5 separate regions of the Mus musculus genome follow, and all the other regions are linked to region 1. The links are chromatin loops, found by intact Hi-C in ENCODE. Cell type or tissue: left cerebral cortex. All regions are shown on one strand. Region 1 holds the start of Tjp3 (tight junction protein 3). Region 2 holds the start of Hmg20b (high mobility group 20B). Region 3 has its middle 23 kb from the start of Nfic. Region 4 holds the start of Gipc3 (GIPC PDZ domain containing family, member 3). Region 5 overlaps Nmrk2 (nicotinamide riboside kinase 2).

Region 1 (4,000 bases):
TGAAACTGGAAAGTCACAAGGGGTCAGGTGTACAGACAGGGAAGTCAATGCCAATAGAGTAGATAATGATCTTGGGTGTGGCTAAAAGGTGTGGTATGGCCTACAATTCCCCAGTGAGGGGGCTGGGGACGTAGTCAGGGGTGGAGTTCCCGCCTAGAATCCCATAGTAATGAGCTGGGCTGTGGCTCCATGAGAGTTTTGATTATTCCAGTGTCCCCCCTTGTGATGAAAGCTGGAAGCTTGACAGCGGGTAAGTTGCAGCGCGAGGCACAGCCCATTCATCCCGTAGGATGCTCAGTGTTTTGTGAGCACCTACTCTGTGGTGTAGATGCTGTGGGGTGCAGGGCTAGCTAGGCCTCTCTGGGTACTCAGGGGTTAAGGCCTGTCTGGCCACGTGAGAGCACCTTGCGACTGAGCCACAAACCCTCCCACCTGCAGGCCGGCCTCTCTTGCACTCACAATTGCGCACAACCTGCACAGTCCTGCCGGTTCCACCCGGCAAAGGGACTCGCCCACCGTTCCTTCCACTCCGCTTTCGCTGAGCAAACAGGTTGCCCGGCCCGAGCAGCCAGCTCGGGTCTCCTCCCTGCCACCCATGCCTGACAGCTATCCAGGACCCAGCTTCCACCTCCCACCCTGCGTCCATTCACTCAGCCTTCCAGACCGGTAAGTCTCCAGCTGAGCTCATCCCAAGGGCTTTATGCATCCAAGTGATCCCATGTCAGGCTCCCGGGACCCCCAAGTTTGCTCTGGATGCCCCCCATGGGAGCCGGAAGCTGGCATCCTGTGGGGACATCTGACACAGTTTCAGAAAGTTCCAGCGGGTGCAGTTTCTGCCCTGGCACAGCGCCCAGCACGCTGCAGCCCAGCCTTCAAAGGGTCTTTGTGAGCGCAGGTGGTGGCTAGGGAGGCTGGTCCCTGATCCCCTAGCAGGAAGGATCTTGGTTCCCATGGGAGGCTGGCCTGCAGTTTTGGGAGATGGCAGAGGAAGTTGGGGTACTCCTGAACTAACTCTTGAGTTTTTCTGGAACTCTCCCTGAGGGTCACCCCATATATCCAAGGCATGAATGTGCCACCTGTCCTAGGTTATACATTGTGGGGACAGGAGAGGACAGGAGCTCTGTCAGCTCCCCAAAGCACGTCTGTCAGCTGAGAATTGCACGACGAGGGTAGAACGGATGGACAGATGCCTAATGGGATTGACAGAGGAGTTGGGAGGGGCACAGGAACCTTCTGTGTCATTTGCCCCAAAACAAAGAAAAACAATTCCTTCAGGAAGGTGTGTCCAGCCACCAACATCACCACCATCCCCCCCCCCCCAGGTTATCTTATTCTCCGGGAAGGATCAGCACACAGGGGGACCTGGCCTTGGGAGTTCTGGTATTGGCTGCTGCACTAGCCCAGCCTCAGTTTTTCATTTTGCACCAAGGAGAAGCTAATGCTATAGTGGCAGGCGCTGGGGCGCTGGGGGCCCTTGTTCCCAGCTCAGTTCCCAGTTATTTGGCACAAAATGAAGTGAAGCCCAAACAGGAGTAACTGCTCCCGGAGGCTGCACAGTAGAGTAAGACTGTCGCACAGGGGGCCTTAGAGCTAACCCCCAAGAAACCTCCCTGGGGCGACATCTTAGAAAAATCCCTGTCTGGCCTGGCACTTCCGTGTGGCACCGATGCTGGGGAAAGTCCACGATGAGAATTTAGGCTCGGTTCTTCCTCCTGGGCCGGGCCGCGTGCCAGAGAGGCAGTGTTTGCTCAGGGTAGAACCCAACACCCTTCGTGGCTGAGGTCAGTGGGACACTTGGCTATGGGGACGGGCTGCCTAACAAAGACGTGTGTATTTCTTGAGCATTTACTGTATGTCACGTATATTGGGAACAAGGCTCAGACATTCATAATTTTATCTTTTCAGCTTTTGGAGACAGGATCTCACATAGCCTAGGCTGGTGTCTGTGTCCATAAGTAGCTAAGGATAACCTTGGACTCTTGATCTTCCCTCCTTACCTCGGAGGCTGGGATGACAGGTGTGCCCCATCATGTGTGGTTTGTTCTACCTTAGGAAGAGAAGACGGGAGCACTGGGGGTGAACTGACGTCTGGGGTGACAGGCCTGGGTAGAAGGTTAAGGCTCAGGCAAGTGTGCTCAGAATGGAGGGAGCCCGGAGCCCGGGACAGGCAGCTGAGCTGCCAAGGTGGGTGGGAGCCATGGAGAGCTGAGCAGTGGGAGAGGGCTCAGTGTTCGTGTGCGCCCTCTGGTGGCTGATAAGGGGGTGACTGTCAGGAAGGATCAGGTGGAGGGGCTGTGCTGAGATGAAGGTTCAGGGGCAGGGGCCAGAGGTCAGTGGTAAGGCAGGAAGGTTGGCAGACCATCAGGACACACAGAGGAAACCCTGCCCAAAAGTTATATTACTGAAAGGGCGCTCAAGAGCTATGAAATGTCAACCACACGCTCATGGAGCCCCCGCCTCAGGGGTCTTTTCACCCTGCTGTACCCCTGAACCATACATACCATTATTTGGGATAAGATTTGACAAATAGTCAGCACTCTATAAATGAACAAATATCCCCTGGAGGGTACATGAGGTTCTTGACACTGTGGAAGACACAGAGGTGTGGTTGTACAGACAGCTGCAGACTGGGTGACAACTACCCACCCCCACCCCAGGTCTACATAGTAAGTTCTGGGCCAACCTGGTCTACATAGTGAGTTTTGGATCAGCCTGGTCTACATAGTGACGACACCACCACCACCACCACCACCAAACAACAACAACACCAAAACCAACAACAACAGAAAGCTATGAGAAAGACCTCAGGAGCAGTTTGAAGACTTTTGGTGGGGGTGGGCTAGGGAACCCTGTAGCCCTAGGACACCAGATGCCACTTCTGGGTCCCACGTGTCCCCTATTGGCTGAAGCTGGTATTGCAGCCCCAAATGCTGGAGATAGGGGCTGTGGAAGCCTTTCAGAGTCAAATTGGGCGCTGAGGTTTACAGGGAAACTGAGGCGAGGAGTCTCACAGTAGTCATGGTTGGCGTACCCCCCTGGTGTCCCAGATGCGAGTTTCCTCAGACTCTCCCTGTATTTTACTTTGTGCATTGTGGTGATGAGTATGGCTCCTCAGCTCAGCGGCCTGGCTCCTCTAGAACTGATAGCAATCCTCCTGCCCCAGCCCTCCCTTCACGCGCGCAGGGAGAGCAGGTGCGTGCCACCAGTCCTAGCTATTTACAAAGTCTAAATTCTTTTTATTAGCAGTGCATGTGATGCACTCACACGAATGCGCAAGCACCGTGGAAACGGGGTCGGTTTCCCGTTGCTTCTCTCCGCCATGGTGATCGGTTCAGTAAACTCTCCCTGGCTCCCTCCTCCCTGGGGTCAGTCTGAGCCACACCTGCCTTTCTCCGCTGAATCTTCCTGGCCCTCTGGCACCCTCTCCTTACTGTCCTGACCTAGATCCCTGCCTCTCCTTTGCCCGCTGACGCTGACGCAGCCTCCATTCTTTCTGTCCCTCCTCTTGAGAGCAGGACCTGCTCCTCCCTCCTTGCAGACCCAGCAGTGTACACCATTGAAGCTCTTGGGGCATTCTTGAGTTCCGGTCAGACCTGTCTTGCCACACCTGAGGGGACATCACACCCTTCAGTGACCCTTGACTCCACCCCCACCCCACAACCCCAGGCCCTGCCCTCCACGCATGCCTTAGTTTCCCCAGATGTATGAGAATAGGCAAGCAGAGTCCTAGAGAACTTGTCTCCCATCCTACACCCCCTTTCTGGCCTGCAGACACTGTCCCCTCCTGGCTGGTATCGGTACTGCAGCCCAAACAGGCTTGTCCAAGAGGCATCTGCTTTCACCACCTGCCTGCCTCTGGGGGCAGATTGGAGAGTTCCTTTAATTCTTAATCTCTACATAAGTATTTATTTGTGTATGCGCATGCGCACATGCTGTAGCATGCGGAGATTGGAGGACAACTCATGCAGATTGGTAGTCGCTTGCTATGGGGATCGAACTC
Region 2 (4,000 bases), 62 kb before region 1:
CTAGGGCCAGGGGTGGTGGCGCACACCTTTAATCCCAGCACTCGGGAGGCAGAGGCCAGCCTGGTCTACAAAATAAGTTCCAGAACAGCCAGGGCTATACAGAGAAACCCTGTCTTGAAAAACAAAAAACAAACAAACAAACAAAAACAAAAAAATCCCAAAAAAAATCTAGGGCAGGGCCTAGTGGAGTACACCCTAATCCCTATAATCCCTACATGCTAGAGAGGCAGGAGGATCCCTGTGAGGGCGAGGCCAGCATGGTCTACAGAGCTACAGGACAACCAGGGCTACACAAAGAAACCCTGGGCGATAGATATAACAAGACAAAACAAAACACAGAAAACAAAATTTAAAAAAGAACACAAAAGGTCTGGACATGGCTCAGGGGTGGGGTTCCTGCCTAAAAATTCCTCAGTGAGGGTCTGTGGCCCTGGTCAGAGGTAAAGCTCTGCCTAGTATCCCCCCAAAGAGAGGGCTGGGGCGTGGTGGTCAGAGATAGAAAGCCTGACCAGTCTCAGGTCCCAGGTTCCATTTCCACCACCAAAAACTAAGAACTGTAGAGCAGACATGCTGATACATGTTATCTGAGCCTCAGGGCCATAGGGCTGCGCATTCATTCCTTCACAGCAACCTGACCTGCACAGACACCTGTCTGAAATGACAGCCCTTCATCAGCAACTCTTCCCACAGTCCCTAGTGCTTCCCAGGGTGAGTTAAAAACACCATAAACACCGGGCAGTGGTGGCACACGCCTTTAATTCTGGCACTTGGGAGGCAGAGGCAGGCAGATTCTGAGTTTGAGGCCAATCTGGTCTACAGCCAGGGCTATACAGAGAAACTCTGTAGAGCAGGCTGGCCTTGACCTCGCGGAGATTCACCTGCCTTTTCCTCTGGAGGGCTGGGACTAATGGCGTGTGCCATCACCTCCCAGCTTCTTTCTTATTTATTTATTTATTTATTTTTAATTGTCTCTGAGAGGCTTTCACTATGTAGCACAGGGGACTGGAACTTACAGAGATCCCCTGCTTCTGTCTCCCTAGTGGTAGCATTAAAGGCAGGTGAGCCCACACCAAGCTCACAGCCAGTGATGAAGGCTGAGACTCTGTTCAGGGTAACTGTCAGGCTGCTCCCTTCCTGGACCACCTGTAGAAACCTTTGACCTGTGCCTGGGTCCCCACAGCCGCCTGTCATTGTTTTACCCAAATGCTCTTCTATCTCTGTTGTAACAGGAAGCCCAAGTTTGATCAAGCCTAACCTTATCTAAGAAGCTCTATCTGAACTGTCACCTGCTTGAGAGGAGCGGCTCAGAATCCCCCAGCCTGTTGAGTTTGGGGGGCGTCACTTGCACCTGCCATTAAGATAGACATAAGCACATGCTGCATGTGTAAGCATGTGTGTGGTCCCATAAACACATGCTATCATTACAATGCGTCACCTGGCCAACATTACCCCATCACAGAGTTTCAGTTTACAAACAGCACGGGAGGACTGAGCCCACGACCGCAGTGCATGATGGGATGGAAACACCCTAACCCTGCCCCAACCCCTCCAGGGGAATTATGGGCGGGGCTCCACTCTGACCACACTCCCAGCCCTTAGTGTGGCTACCAGGAATCGAACTGGAAGAGCAGCAGGTTTTATTTAAACCACTGAGCAATATCTTCAATCATTTGTTTTTAAAAAGATTTATTTGGGCTGGTGAGATGGCTCAGTAGGTAAGAGCACCTGACTGCTCTTCCAAAGGTCCGGAGTTCAAATCCCAGCAACCACATGGTGGTTCACAATCATCTGTAACAAGATCTGACACCTATTATTTCACGTTTATGAGCATTTTCCCTGCATGTAAGCCTGTTTGCTTGCCTAATGCTCAAAAGGGTAAAAAGAGGTCTCCTGGGACAGTTACAGATACTTTTTAGCAGACAAATGGGTGCTGGGGATCGAACCCAGGTTCTCTGCAAAAGAAACAGGCACTCCTAACCATAGAACCAACTCTCAGTTTCTCTTTTACTGTGGGATGTTACAGAAGACTGGAGTAAAATCACATTTGGCAACCTAGATGTGTGGTGCTGTCTCTTCCATTTGGATAATGCGGATCAAATTCAAGTTGTTGGGTTTCTCTGTAAACCCCTTGGCTTGCTGAGTCAGTCCGCACTGACCTTCAAAATGATTTTTTTTTTTTTTTAATGAAAATGCTCTTAGCCCAGCTTCTATCTCAGATCTAGGTGTCAGCCTCCCAGCCTGTTACTCCTCCTATGGTTCAATGTACCCCTTGGTCAGAGAGTAAAATCAAGGTTCCACGGGAAGGGAAATCAGTGCCTGGTGGTCATTTCCCCAGTCCTCCGTTTATAAAGCATACGTTCATTTATTGATTTAGGTCTGTGTGTGATGCACATGGCACAGCACACAGTGGAGTTCAGAGGACAACTTGCTGGAAAACCATTCTCACATTCCACTTTGTGGGTTCCGAATGCAAGTCGTCCACTAGGTGGCGAGCACCTTCAAGTGCTGTGCAATCTCACCAGACCCATTTTTTTTCAACGTAGTAAGAAAAACTACACCTGGCCGTACTGCAGGGGCGGGGGGTGCCTCTTTGGAACCTAACTCCTTCCTTAGAAGCCTACTAAAAACGCCTCTTCTGCCGAATATCCCCGGTCCCCATCTCCACACCCTAGCTCACCGGTCAGAATGGGGACTACTGGCCCTTTAAGGAGCTCCGCCCCACAGCACGCCGCCAGTCGCCTCCGATTGGTCCCGAGCGCGCCGGAGCGCAGCCGAACTTGACGCACCCGCCCGCAACCTGCCGACGCACCTCCCACGCGGCTCCGCAGATCTTCAGCCAACCACCGCCCGGCGCGCCGAGACTAATCTGCATGACCCCACCTCTCATGGAGGCCTCAGCCAATTAGAGCGCTATCCTTGGGTTCATTAGCATGAGGGCGGAGCGGGCGCGGGCGCTTGGTTGGACCGTCGCCGCGTCTCAGGTCCCGGGAAAGTTTTTTCAGAGGTGAAAAGAGCCGGGAAGTCCGGGCCTGCGCGGGGCGGGGGCTGCGGGGCGCGGCCTCCGGGACTCGATCTCGCAACAAAGGATCGCGGGGCCTCCTGCCCGAGGACCTCCCCGCCCCGGGATCCGCCTCCCCGGTCCGGGCCCCCCGGGGATCGCCCTGCGGTTCCCATCGAGGTGGCAGGCAGGACCCCCTGACCTTTGCCGGCTTCTGTTCCAGATCCCGCCCGGAGTGGCCATGTCCCACGGTCCCCGGCAGCCAGGCGCAGCCACCGCGTGAGTGCGCCTCCCCCAGCCTGTCCCGACCCTGGATAAGCCCTGTCCCCATCGTCGGGTACCCCTGGAAATGCCTTGTGTCCATCTCGAGTACCAGGGGTCATGCCCTGTCTCCACCCCGGGTACTCCTGGACATGTCCTGTCCTGCATCCTTGGGAACTCTTAAACATTCCCTATATCCACCCTCGGGTACCCCTAAACACACCATGTCCACGCTGGGATCTCTGGACATACCCTGTCTCATCCTCAGGTACCTCTGTGTACCTCTGTTTTGGGAACCCCTGATCCTGTCCTGTCCCTATACCCTACCTACCTTATCCCCACTACAGGAACTTCTGACCATGTCCTGTCACCCTTCGGGGATTTCTGTACTCCCTGTAGAACTGCCAAGACACCCTATGGCCTTCCTCACTATCTCATCTTCCTCCCAGGCCCCAGGACCAACTCACCTCGTCCTCCGTCCCCACCCCGCCAGTGGCCTACTGTGATCCTTGGATCCTCAAACTCTGGGTCCCCACCCCCTTTTTCCAGGCTCATGCGTGCTCCCACATACTTCTGTGATCTCCAATGACAAGAAGGGGATGGGTAGGTATGGGGGAATGATTTTGGCACTGATGGATGACGCTGGTTTCCATTGTCCCCAAGACCTGCGGGAGGCAAGACTCCGGGCCAGCACGGGGCCTTTGTAGTGGCTGTCAAGCAGGAGCGCAGCGAGGGTTCCCG
Region 3 (4,000 bases), 160 kb before region 1:
AGCAGGAGACAGGGATTTGAACACAGGCCTTTGGGGGGACAGAAGAAGCTGGAAGTGTTGACTAAGCAGGGGTAGAGACCATCCAGCTAGTGTTGGGATCCTTTACATGAGGCAAGAAGACAATTGTCTAACTTAGAAGGCGAGCGAACCTTATAAGCCAACAGGGAACAGCATATCACCCACCGCAGCATCCAGCCAGCCATCTAGGGATGGGTGGGTGGAGTATGTATGGATGGATGTATGGATGGATGGATGGATGGATAGATGAGTGGATGGATGGATGGATGGGTGGGTGGGTGGGTGGGTGGGTGGATGGATGGATTGAATGAATAGGTGGGTGGATGGATGGATGGATGATGGATAGATAGATGGATGGATGCATGGGTGATATGCTGTTCCCTGTTGGCTTATAGGATTTGCTCACCTTGTAAGTTAGACATTTTCTTTTAGATGTTTCATGTAAAGAATCCCAATGCTAGCTGGGTGGTGGTGGCATATCCCTTTAATCTCAGTGTTTGGGAGGCAGAGATAGGCAGATCTTTGAGTTCAAGGTCAACTTTATCTACATATCAAGTTCCAGGGTAGCCACCGTTACATGGAGAGACCCCGTCTGGGAAAGAAAAATATTTTTCAGGAAAAAGGGAATCAGCTCAGTCGGTCCTTGTCAAGAGGTTGCCAGGCAGACCCTGGAGTTCTGCCCCAGGCCCCACATGCTGGAAGGACAGGAGGTGTCCTGTGACGGTCCTGTGGCAGCAGCAGTGACAGATGAATTTCACAATAGCAGCCGTGCCTAGATTGCTCCTGCTTCTCGTACCATGGATGTATGATCCAGCTCAGTGTGCAGCAAAGGCTCCACCTGATTCCAGCTCTACTTCTCCCAGCTCCCTCCTACTCCCTCTGCCTGCTGTGGGCACTCTCTGGGGTGACTGCCCCCCACACACTGGGCTTGAGACCCACCACAGAGAAAACAGTGGAAAATTAAATGCTGTCTGTGTGCTCAGGAGCAGCCGCCCCAGCCCATCTCCTAATGACCCGTTCCTGGGATTGTTCCCAGCTGGCGCAGCTGGGGTAAGGGCTCCCCCCCCCCAATGCCACCCAATTTGAGGGGCACAGGCGTTGCATCTGGAGGATGCAGGTGATGCAGCCTGTGGCCTCTGGGGAGTCAGAGGCGGGGATGTTGTCAGGGGTCTGAGGATAGACCCACTTGGGCTCTGTGTTTGTGGTTCCATCCAGTAGACTCTGCTCACACTGCCCCTACAGTCATGGTGCCATGTGGCCTCCAAGCTATGACCCCTGTGCCTTGTGTCCAGGTGAGGTGTAGAGTCAGCTCCTCAGGGGACCCTTCCTGTGCCGAGCTTGGAGAAAGAAATATCTAGGTTGTTGAGGAGCCCATATCTGTCTCCGTGGGCAGAGCACCTCGTGGTCATAGTGTCATCCCAAAGCCCAGGGGGCAGGGGCACGTCATCCTTGGCTACATACTGACTTCCAAGCCAACCTGGGCTACAAGACACTCATGTCCCAAATTGGGAGCTCCTGGATCCATGGGTGGAGGCCACAGACTAAGCTGAGCTCAGGATGCCCAAACCCCCTTAAATCAGAGTAAACAAAAGAAAAAAAAAAAAAAAGGCAACAGAAAAACAGAGGCTCCTAGGATGTTGTATACTTCACAAACTCCAAACATCAAAGTGTGAAGCCAGGCAGTGCTGGGAATTGAACCCAGGGCCTTTGTACACCACACCGTACCGAGATGTTAGATCTGTCCCCCACTAATTTTATGTTCAACTCGGGCAGCCTGCCTGGACCCCTGCAGCTGCATAGGAGCTGCTCTGTCTCATCCTGGGCAGTAGGGATTGCAGTCCGTTCAAACTGGCAGCAATGGGTGCAATGCTGGATGTGAACAGTAGAGGGCAGAAAAGAACTGCAAGTCGCCATAGCTGACCAAGGCTGCTGGGCAGGGTGCAGGGCACCAGGTGGGACAGCAGGTGTTTGCTGATGATTGCAGATGTCTGTAAGAGTCTGTAGGTGACTCTAGGTGAGCACAGGCGACTAGGTGACTATACGGAAGTTTTGTAGTGACTGTTGATGTCTGTAGGTGACTGCTGGTGTCTGTGGGTGACTGTAAGCAAAGGTAGATGCCTGTAAATGGTGTAGGTGTCTATAGACGTCAGTATGTAACTGTAGGTGTCTAAGTAACTGTCAGTACCTGTAGGTGTCTGTAAATATCTGTAAGAGTCTGTAAGTGGCAGATGTTGTCTGTGGGTGTCTTTAAAAGTCTCTATGTGTCTGTAGGTGACTATATAATTCTGTAGGTTTCTGTAGGGTTCTACAGTTATTTTAGGTATCTGTAGGTGTTTGTAAGTTACTATAGGTAAGTGGGGGACTATCAGTATCTGTAGGTAACTGCAGGTGACTGTAGAAGTTTGTAGGTGACAGCAAGTATTTGTGGATGTCTGATGGGTAACTATAGGTATCTTTAGGCATCTATGTGTGTTTGTAGTTCTCTGTTGGAGTCTATAGGTGTCTGTAGGCATCTCGGGTGTCTGTAATATTTTGCAGGAGTCTCTAGATGCCTGTTAAAATATGTAGGTGCTGTAGGTGACTATATGGGTCTGGGAGTGTATGTAGAAATCTATAGTTACTGTAGAAATCTGTGGGTATCTATAGGCATCTATGAATGTCTGTAAAAGTTGGTAGAGTCTATAGGTGTATGTAGGAGTCTGCCTGTTTCTATTGGTGTCTATAAGTGTCCGTAGTTGTTTCTTGGTGACTGTAAGTACAGATAGGTAGTCATAGGTGACTGTAGGTGATGGAGAGTGACTATAGATATCTGTAGGTAGCTGTAGGTATATGCCAATTCCTGTAGGAGACCATGAATGGCATCAGAAGTGTGTAGGGAATGGCTGGTGTTTGTAGGTGTCTCTGAGAGTCTATAGGTGTCTGTAGGAGTCTGTTGGTGGTTATAGATGTCAGTAGGAGCCTGTAGAGATCTGCAGGATTTTGTCTGTGTCTGTAGAAGTATTTGCAGATCTGAAGGGGTCAGGTTTTTGTAGGTGTTGCTGAGTAGCTTTAGATGGTCACATGTGACTATAACTGTCAGTGTCTGTATGAGTCTTTAGGTGACAGTAAGTGTATGTAGGTGGGTGACAGTAGGAGTTTGTAGGTATCTGAACAAGTCTGTTGATGATTACTGGTGCCTGTGGGTGTCTGTGAGTGACTGTAGGAGACCATAGGAGTCTTTACCTTTCTTTAAGAATGTGTAGGAGTCTATAGGCATCTGTACAAGTCAGCGAGAATCTGTAGGATTCTGTAGGTGTCTGTAGAAGTTTGGGTGTCTATAGGTGTCTGTTGGAATCTGTGGCTATTTGCAGGTATATGAAGGAGTACATGGGTATCTGTAGGTGTATTTAGGAGTTTGTTGCTGCCTGTAATTTCAGTAGGAGTCTGTAGAAGTATTTAGGTGTCTGCAGGAGCCCATGGATGTCTAGGGGGAGTCTATGTGTTTGTAGTAGTCTGTAGGTGTCTATAGGAATGCTTTGAAAGTCCTTAAGTGTATACAGGAGTCAGTAGGAATCTGTAGGTGTCTGTGAGTGTCTATAAAAGATTGTAGGTGCCTGTAGGAGACTGTAGATATCGGTGGGAGTGTGAGGAAGTCTATAGGACTGTGTTGATGTCTGTAGGCATCTATGGGTGGGTATAAAAGTCAGTAGAAGTCTGTAGGTGACTGTAGAAATCTATGGATGCCTATAGTTTTTTTTCTAGGTATCTGAAGCAGTCCATAGGTATCTGTAGAAGTGTATGGGTGTCTATAGAAGTTTGTACATGTTTATATGCATCTTTGGGTGTTTGTAGCATCCTGCAGTAGTCTGTAGGTGACTGGACATGTTTGCAGGATTCTGTAGGTATCTATAAGCATCTATAGGTGTCTATAATTTATCTGTTGGAGTCTAAATGTCTGTAGGTATCTCTGGGTGTCTGTAAAACCTGTAGGAATCTGTAGGTG
Region 4 (4,000 bases), 52 kb before region 1:
GATTCTGTCTCAAAAACAAAACAAAAATTATTAAGGGAGAGATTTGGAGGTAGGGGCCGCAGGTGGTCTTTAAAATAAACAGGTGAGCAGGAACTCACTGGGAGCTCTGGGGACTGAGCCCCAGAGGAGAGCCCAGCTTGTGCAAGAGCCCTGAGGCAGGGTGGACCCTGAGGTAGGGCAAGGAAGGAGGCACGCGAGGCCAGATAGACAGAGGGACAAGGCACGGAGTTCACAGACAGGGTCGGGGGCTGCGGGAAGACCGCTGACATGGACGGTGGGCTGTGTGCGGAGCGGAGGAGGGAGAAGGGGAGGACGGGCGGGGCTCCCCGGGAGGCCAAGACTGGACGCAGCACCCACAGCCCGGGGCCTCCCCCTGTTGTTCGCGAGTCCCGGGGGAGGGCGCGGCTGGCCCCGGCGGGCGGTTTCACCTTCCCCCGGGCGGCTCGGGTTCCCGGATCCGCTTACGCCCGGCTCCGCTGTCGCGGGACCTCCGGCGGGAGGCTCAGGACGCGGCGGACCCCACGCACCATGGACAGTGCTGCGCCCCGCGAGCCCGGGGCCACCGAGCCCCCCGCCCGCGCGCGCCCGCGCCTAGTGTTCCGCACGCAGCTGGCGCACGGCAGTCCGACCGGCAGGATCGAGGGCTTCACCAATGTCCGCGAGCTTTACGCCAAGATCGCCGAGGCCTTCGGCATCGCTCCTACCGAGGTGAGGGTGGACCGCGGACACCACCCAGGATCCTGTCTGCACTCCACGCGAAAGACAGGATCAGACCCTGGGAGTGGGGTTCCCATAGCCGCCGAGGACCCGACCCAGGTGTCAGGAGCCCATGAATGGCTAATGGGTGGCAATCAGCTCAGTGGGTAGAGCAGTCACCTAGGGTTTGGAAAGCCAGTTTCCATCCCCGACACAGGATAAAGCAGGTGTAGTGATGTAAAGTCTGTTATTCCGATTCTGGGAAGGTGGAGGCAGGAGGATTGAGAGTTAAGCTGGTCATCCTCAGATACATAGGAAACTAGAGGGTCAGCCTGAGCTACATGAGGCCTTATATAAAATAAAATCACTTTTAATTTTTTTCAACTCAATTATTTCTACTATTCCCTTTCAGTTGTTTGTTTTCTTTCTTTTAATTTTGTTTTTCTAAGACAGGCAGTCTCATCATGTAGCCCTGGCCGGTCTGGAACTAGCTCTGTAGACCAGTCTGATTTCAAATTCACAGAAATCTACCTGCTGCAGCCTCTAGAGAGCTGGGATTAAAGGTGTGGGCCACCCACTTAGTGTGGGTTTGATTTATTATATGTAGGGGCACCAGAGTGGGCACCACGGTGGAGGTTGGGCAACAGTTTGCAAGGGGTTAGTACTCTCCTTCCACATGCAGCCCTTGAGAATCAAACAGGTTCAGGACTTGGCAGACTGGCCACAAGCCCCTCCCACTCCCTCCCTCCCTCCTGACTCCAGCCTTCTTGTCCATTTTCTTTTCTTTTCTTTTTTTAAAGATTTAGTTATTTATTATACGTAAGGACACTGTGTAGCTGTCTCAGACACTTTAGAAGAGGGCATCAGATCTTGTTACAGATGGTTGTGAGCCACCATGTGGTTGCTGGGATTTGAACTCAGGACCTTCAGAAAAGCAGATGGTGCTCTTAACCGCTGAGCTCTAGCCCTCTTGTCCGTTTTCATTCCATTGCTTGTTCGTCTAATTAAGATAATATTTCGCTTTGTAGCTCAGGCTGGCCTGAAATTCATTCTGTAACCCAAGCTGGCTTCTAACTTCCAGCATTTCCCTTGCCTTGGCTTCCCGACTTCTGGGCTTACACTCCCGATTCAGGATGCTTGGCTTTTTTATTTTTTATTTTTGGGAAGCCTGAGACTCTCAGTCATCCTTCTGCCTCAGCTTCCTAAGTTCCTGCTTAGGAACAGACAGACCTAAAGCACACCCACAGTCTTGCCAGCCCACTTGGTCACCGGTGAGCAGTTAGAGGCTGGGGGCAGCTGCTGTTTCCTGCGGGCCACGGGTGCATCTGGCCTCCAGGGGGCGCCCGCAGAAGGATGTGCACAGAATCGACTTTTGTCCATGGCTCAATCTGGGTCCCTCTCTTATCCGAACAGATCCTATTCTGCACCCTCAACAGTCACAAAGTGGACATGCAAAAGTTGCTGGGGGGACAGATTGGGCTGGAAGACTTCATCTTTGCACATGTGCGTGGAGAGACCAAAGAAGTGGAGGTCACCAAAACGGAGGATGCTCTAGGACTGACCATCACAGACAACGGAGCCGGATACGCCTTCATCAAGGTGCCTGTGGGTGTGTGTGAACTGGGTGATCAATGGCCTTGTCGAGTCCTAAGAAGACTCTGGGGACCCCAGGGAGGGTGGCCCCGGGCAGACTAGTCACGAGTGATTGTCATTTCCCATAGAGAATCAAGGAAGGCAGCATTATCAACCGGATTGAGGCTGTGTGCGTGGGGGATAGCATTGAGGCCATCAATGACCACTCTATTGTGGGCTGCCGGCACTACGAGGTGGCTAAAATGCTCCGGGAGCTGCCCAAGTCTCAGCCCTTCACCCTGCGTCTAGTGCAGCCCCGGAGAGCTTTTGGTAAGGATTGATGGGCCCCAGGCTTGCCCCAGGGCAATGAGAAGCAGGAAATGGTATTCTGACTCATATTTTCATAGCCCAAGCTGCCATCAAACTCAATATGTACCCAAAGATGACCTTGGGCCTGCTTTGCAATGACTTCGAGAAAGGAGGGTTGCTTCTAGAAAAGTTATTCAAACTTGGCGATGTGAGCACCGCACCGTTTTGGGGTGCTTTCTGTGTAGTGTCCCGGGCTCTTCAGGGTGCTGAGCAGTGTTCCTTACTCTTTGTCAGGAGCTCCTCAGGGGAGGATAGCCAGACATGTCCCCAGACATCACTCAGCAGGGTCTCTTAGGGAAAGAATAATATAAACCTCCAGGACTCCAACCCTGACCACACCCCAAGCCCTTCACTGGAGGATCCTAAGGGAGGGGAGGACCTGAACCTCCACCACCACGCCCGCCCGCAGCTCCTTCACAGAAGTTCTAGGCGGAGCTCCACCCTGACCACACCCACAACCCATCAATAGGGGACTCTAGGTGGGGGCTCTATGCCTGACCACGCCCCTATCTCCTCATTGGAGGATTCTAGGAGGGGCTCCACCCTGACCACGCCCCAAGTCCCTCACTGGGGGGTTTTAGATGGGACTTTACCCCCTGACCACACCCGTAGCCCCATAGTCCTTCAACAGCCCTCAGGAGATTAAGGCATGCCAACCTTGAGTTCAAGGTCAGCCTGGGTCACAGAAGAAGACCCTATTGACAAAAGAAAATAAACATGAAAAACAGTCCACACAAAACAGGACACATCTGTCACCGCTTTGCCCCCTCAGATATGATTGGCCAGAGGAGCAGGAGCAGCAAGTGTCCTGTGGAAGCTAAAGTGAGCAGCGGGAGGGAAACATTACGCCTGCGCTCAGGGGGGGCTGCCACTGTGGAGGAGGCGGTGAGTGACTGTTGGGATGGCAGCAATTGACACCCTCTTGTCAAGCCCACAGTGCTAATGGTGATAAGGCTGGTCATCCCAGCATTCAGGAGGATGAGGCAGGAGGATGGTCACAAGTTCAAGGCTAGCCTGAACCTATGAATAGACCCTGTTCTCAGAGCCGCAGTTTTTCAGCTTGTGCAGTGGGTACCGGTTGGAGAATAGGACAACAGGAACAGCTCCGATCACAGAGTCCAATGGGTGCCACCTGTTCCTGGCGAAGGAGCGGGAGGGACCATCGTGACCTCTAACTTATTATTATTGGTTATTTTTTTGCACTGTGTGTATGCATACAGAGGTCAAAGGTCAATATCTGTGTCTTTCTTACTCCCCAACTTTAATTTTTGTTTTGTTTTGTTTTGTTTTGTTTTGTTTTGTTTTGTTTTTCAAGACAGGGTTTCTCTGTGTAGCCCTGGCTGTCCTGGAACTCACTCTGTAG
Region 5 (4,000 bases), 92 kb after region 1:
CAGAAGCCCAGAACCGCAGGCCTGGACACAGCACACATACACCCTTCCCCAGACAGGCTCAATGGTGGGGAAAAAATGTGGAAGTTGAGAATCCCACAGCCACAGCCTTTGCCCAGGGATCTATCTAATCCTTCATCCAGAGCCTGTCTGCTGATTACTTGCAGTCTGCCTTGAGCAACAACTTCCCACGACAGGCCTGGAACTCCTTTCTCTCTACAGAAGCCGTACTTACATGGTCCCTGATCCTCCTGGCCTGTTTGATGGTCACGTGTGGCCCATGTACCAGAAGTATAGACGGGAGATGGAGCAGGACGGGGTGGAAGTGGGTAAGAACCAGAATGAGGCTCTGCCAATGCTCTAAACCCCAGGCTTCCCTACATCCCATTGAATCCCATCCCGGGCTCTCCTGCTGCTCTTTCCTGTCCTGAGAGAGTCCACACTGCTCTCCCTACCAGTCCTGACCCAGTCCCTTTCCGGTTTCAGTCTATTTAGATGGCATGAAGTCCCCGGAGGGACTCTTCCATCAAGTTCTGGAGGATATTCAAAACAGACTGCTCAACACATCCTAGCAAGACGCAGGTCCTGGACAGCAGGGCCTGAGATGTTCTGACTGGACGCAGTGGCTCTTCGCCTATAGGAAATCTGTACATAGGAGGGCATGTCCCCACACACGTGCAGTGGGCACGGACACTGTGAGATTTTCTAGCACCTCAACATTAAAGTGGACTCTGTTTTTTAACCTGGCGTCCTGTATGGTCCCTATGAGGTGAACCTCTCTCAGACCCTTTACTGGCACCTGGTGGCCTCTGTGGGTAACCTTGTTGATGTGCCTCAGTTTCCCTAAAGGAGACATTCCTCATGAACTTGGGTAAGGAGAAACAACATCTACCCTAATGTAGACAGGCACAGAGAGGTCACCTTTGGTACTCAGAATTACACAGTAAGTTGGTGTGTCCAGCTAGAAAGCTTCTCTGCCTAAATAGGATGGAATTCTAGAGAGTTCCCGAGGGATTCCTGAGATCTTTCTTCTCTCATCTGAGCCTCCCTCTACTTCTTTCGGAAACCAAAGCCAAGTCTCACTCTATAGGGTTATTTGGAATCTCCTAAATACACACACACAACACATGCTGCCTGTCCTGCAACCAGCATACCTGTCTCCTCTCACACACAACCATACACCCCCTGAACCATGGTGACAGTCTCAGTGTGATTTTTTTTTGTTTTTTTGTTTTTTGTTTTTTGTTTTGTTTTTCGAGACAGGGTTTCTCTTTATAGCTCTGGCTGTCCTGGAACTCACTCTGTAGACCAGTCTGGCCTCAAACTCAGAAATCCACCTGCCTCTGCCTCCCAAGTGCTGGGATTAAAGGCGTGTGCCACCATTGCCCAGCTCGGTGTGTTTTTTATTACTTGTGTGGACTTCATAAAAGGGAAAACTGAGGCTCTGAGCAGAACATTTCGGTGGTGCTGGAATGTAGATGTGGAGGAGAGTCGGCTTCAGAGATTTTATTCTTTGGCCTGAGGGTGACACCTAATGGCCATCTGTGGAATTGCAATGACAGAATCCCAATTACATATAGAAAAATGCTATAGTAGATGAGTGGATGGATGGATTAATGGGTGGATTGATGGATGGATGGACCGACGGACGGACGGACAGATGGATGGACGAGTGACTGAGTAGTAGTGTTCTGCTAAATAACAAGTCTGAAGCCTCCTTGTCTACATAAGACTTTGAAAATAAAATTGTTGCTTGTAATTTTAAAAACATGCTTCTTCTTTTGCCTGGGACCTACTGGTTTCCACCTTCTTTATTGACCAAATCAAGAACCAATTAGGGAACTAGATTTTAGTATCAGCTCCACCCACACATAAAATAATATAAAAAAATACAATAAATTATAAAATTCGTTTTCTTTTTTTCCTATCCTTTTCTTTCCTTTCCTTTTCCCCTGAGACAAGGTTTCTCTGTGTAGCCCTGGCTGTCCTGGAATTCACTCTGGCCTTGAAATCAGAGATCTGTCTGCTTCCCTTCAGAGTGTGGGGTTAAAGGCGTGTGCTATCAACGTCTGGCTCTTGAATTCCACTTTCTAACACTTGAGTTTTACCTTCAAACTTAAGGGTATTTTGTTTTGCTTTGGGATGGGGCTCCTGTACTCATTTCTATTTCTCTTGTCATGCTGCCCCAATCAATATTAGTGAGACCTGCCTTCTGCGTGACAGATGTGGGGTGTCCCCACACCCACAGGTAGCAATGCAGACATCTGTCATCTCCCCAGCTGTAGAAGTCCTGTGACCAACGTGAGGAGCTTCCCTGTAGGGTCGCAGCGTCAAGGTTAAGCAGAGGCTGAAAGCACAGGACTGGAACAGGGTTTATGCTTGCCAAACCCAGGCCTTTGTCCCAGGCACAACTGTGGCCAGACTCATCTGCTGGTCACGTCCCCCAAAATAGTTCAGCATGAGACAGGGACATAAGGGAGATGACTTCAAGGCAGCCAGAGCCTGGCCACTCAGGCACCGTAGACATGATTCATAGAATAAAGAATGAACTTGGGGCTGGAAGGATGGCTCAGTGGCTGCTCTTGCAGAGGACGGGAATCAGTCTCCAACACCCTCAGGGTGGCTCACATGCACTTGTAATTCCAGCTCCAGAGGACATCTTTCCGGCCCCTGTGGGTACTGCACACATGTGGTACACAGACAAAAATGCAGGCAAAATATCTATACACCTAATGAAAAAAAAAAGTAAAAAATAAACTGGGGGCAGCAAGAGGGCCCAGTAGGTAAAGGAGCTTGCTGCCAAGTCTGATGACATGAGTTCCATCTTCAAGGCCCTTATGGGAGAAGAAGGAAACCATTCCTACAAGGTATCCACTGACCTCTACACATGTGCTGTGGCATGTTCACGTGCCCCCCCCACACACACACATGTACACACCAATGTAATATGAACATTTTAAATGCTGGGACCAGCATCAGAGTCACTGGCTTGCCCAGTCTCCCCAGAACATCCCATGTCCTCAGGGACCCCACCCTCGGCTCACCAGGCGGGTGCACCTGTGTCGGGATGGGTTTATTGCGTGTTCCAGAGGCCTGGGATGACTCAGAAGAGGTAGGTTTCTGACCCGTGTTCTGTCTGTCAAGCAGAGCCTTGCCAAGAAGCCCTGCCCTTGGGGCCTCCTTTGGGTCCTAGCATGCTGGGGAAAGCCCCTCGAAGCCTTTCCAGAGGGACAGAAGGTTCCAGGGTCACCTGCCTACCCCAACCTTCTCCTAGCAAGCTGGCCAAGCCGAGGCCTCTGCTGGCCTCTGTTAGTGACGTGTGCCTCTCCCACCCACTCAGAGAGAAGCAAGCTCCCCCACAAACACTCCAGACATTACCAGCATCCCTAACTGGGCCATAGGACGGTCCAGGACAGACACAGGACACCCTGACATTGACGCCCAGAGGAACAGTGTATAAAATGGATTCCTCTACATGGCTAAGAATACTGAGGCTCAGGGAAGATGGAGTCCCTTGTCCAAGGTCTGTCACAAAAAAAGGTGGATTAGAGCTGGGCATTCTGACATATCTACCAACCCAGCACTCACTTGGAGGTGGAGGCAGGAGGATCAAAATTTCAAGGTCATCTGTGGCTACATAGTGAGTTGGAGCTACATGAGACTCTGTCTCAACAAACAAACAAACAAAAACCTCAGGTTGGTGATTGTGTCCTCGTGAAGGTTCTCGGTGGGGGCTGGGGACAAGTGTCACATTGGGGGAGCTCCAGACACAGAGTGGGACACTACTCAGCACCTTCCAGAATGCCCCACACAGAACACCCAGCCAGACATCCCCACAAAATGAGCTCAAGGTTCCTCTGTCTCCCGTATGGGTTACCGTGCTGATAGGGACACTCACAAGCCCCAGAGCCAGCAGTGGGGCCTCGTGGCTGACCCCTCAGCTCTATTGTCCCCAGATCCTGAAGAACTTGGCCTGTGGGACCTAGCAGAGCATAAGGTCCCC

Evidence for each region. Hi-C counts contacts between places; a loop is a spot of excess contacts. Peaks named below come from ENCODE experiments on the same cell type or tissue, not always from the same donor. Only the 100,000 strongest peaks of a DNase experiment are listed, where the experiment ranks them.
Region 2: a loop joins it to region 1, with 4 times the contacts of the local background. A loop is called at or near these places in 31 of 42 quality-filtered maps.
Region 3: it touches region 1 in a loop (4-fold over the local background); 14 of 42 quality-filtered maps call a loop at or near these places.
Region 4: it touches region 1 in a loop (2.6-fold over the local background); 31 of 42 quality-filtered maps call a loop at or near these places.
Region 5: it touches region 1 in a loop (2.3-fold over the local background); 6 of 42 quality-filtered maps call a loop at or near these places.

What each region holds. Positions count from the first base shown.
Region 1 is chr10:81,287,714-81,291,713 of GRCm38, reverse strand. Tjp3 (tight junction protein 3) reads left to right here and starts at 447. Exons shown (of 21, transcript NM_013769.3): 1 at 447-666. In left cerebral cortex, CTCF peaks have their summits at 2,246 (motif pointing left), 2,918 and 3,800 (motif pointing left); DNase peaks (open chromatin) are centred at 2,243, 2,919 and 3,821.
Region 2 is chr10:81,349,411-81,353,410 of GRCm38, reverse strand. Hmg20b (high mobility group 20B) reads left to right here and starts at 2,984. Exons shown (of 9, transcript NM_010440.3): 1 at 2,984-3,277; 2 at 3,923-4,000. The coding sequence starts at 3,240. In left cerebral cortex, a CTCF peak has its summit at 2,493 (motif pointing right); DNase peaks (open chromatin) are centred at 2,508 and 2,819; H3K4me3 peaks cover 1,584 bases; H3K27ac peaks cover 906 bases.
Region 3 is chr10:81,448,252-81,452,251 of GRCm38, reverse strand. No RefSeq gene overlaps it. Among named protein-coding and RNA genes, the nearest start is that of Nfic, 23 kb to the right of the region's middle. In left cerebral cortex, a CTCF peak has its summit at 1,896 (motif pointing right); a DNase peak (open chromatin) is centred at 1,899.
Region 4 is chr10:81,339,786-81,343,785 of GRCm38, reverse strand. It overlaps Gipc3 (GIPC PDZ domain containing family, member 3), which reads left to right and starts at 427. Exons shown (of 6, transcript NM_148951.2): 1 at 427-708; 2 at 2,110-2,295; 3 at 2,418-2,598; 4 at 3,410-3,522. The coding sequence starts at 529. In left cerebral cortex, a CTCF peak has its summit at 2,025 (motif pointing right); a DNase peak (open chromatin) is centred at 2,082; H3K4me3 peaks cover 796 bases.
Region 5 is chr10:81,195,930-81,199,929 of GRCm38, reverse strand. It overlaps Nmrk2 (nicotinamide riboside kinase 2), which reads left to right. Exons shown (of 7, transcript NM_027120.2): 6 at 220-326; 7 at 484-1,760. The coding sequence ends at 569. The region is part of intron 1 of Atcayos (ataxia, cerebellar, Cayman type, opposite strand); the gene reads right to left. Among named protein-coding and RNA genes, the nearest start is that of Atcayos, 3.2 kb to the right of the region's middle. In left cerebral cortex, a CTCF peak has its summit at 1,541 (motif pointing left); a DNase peak (open chromatin) is centred at 1,513.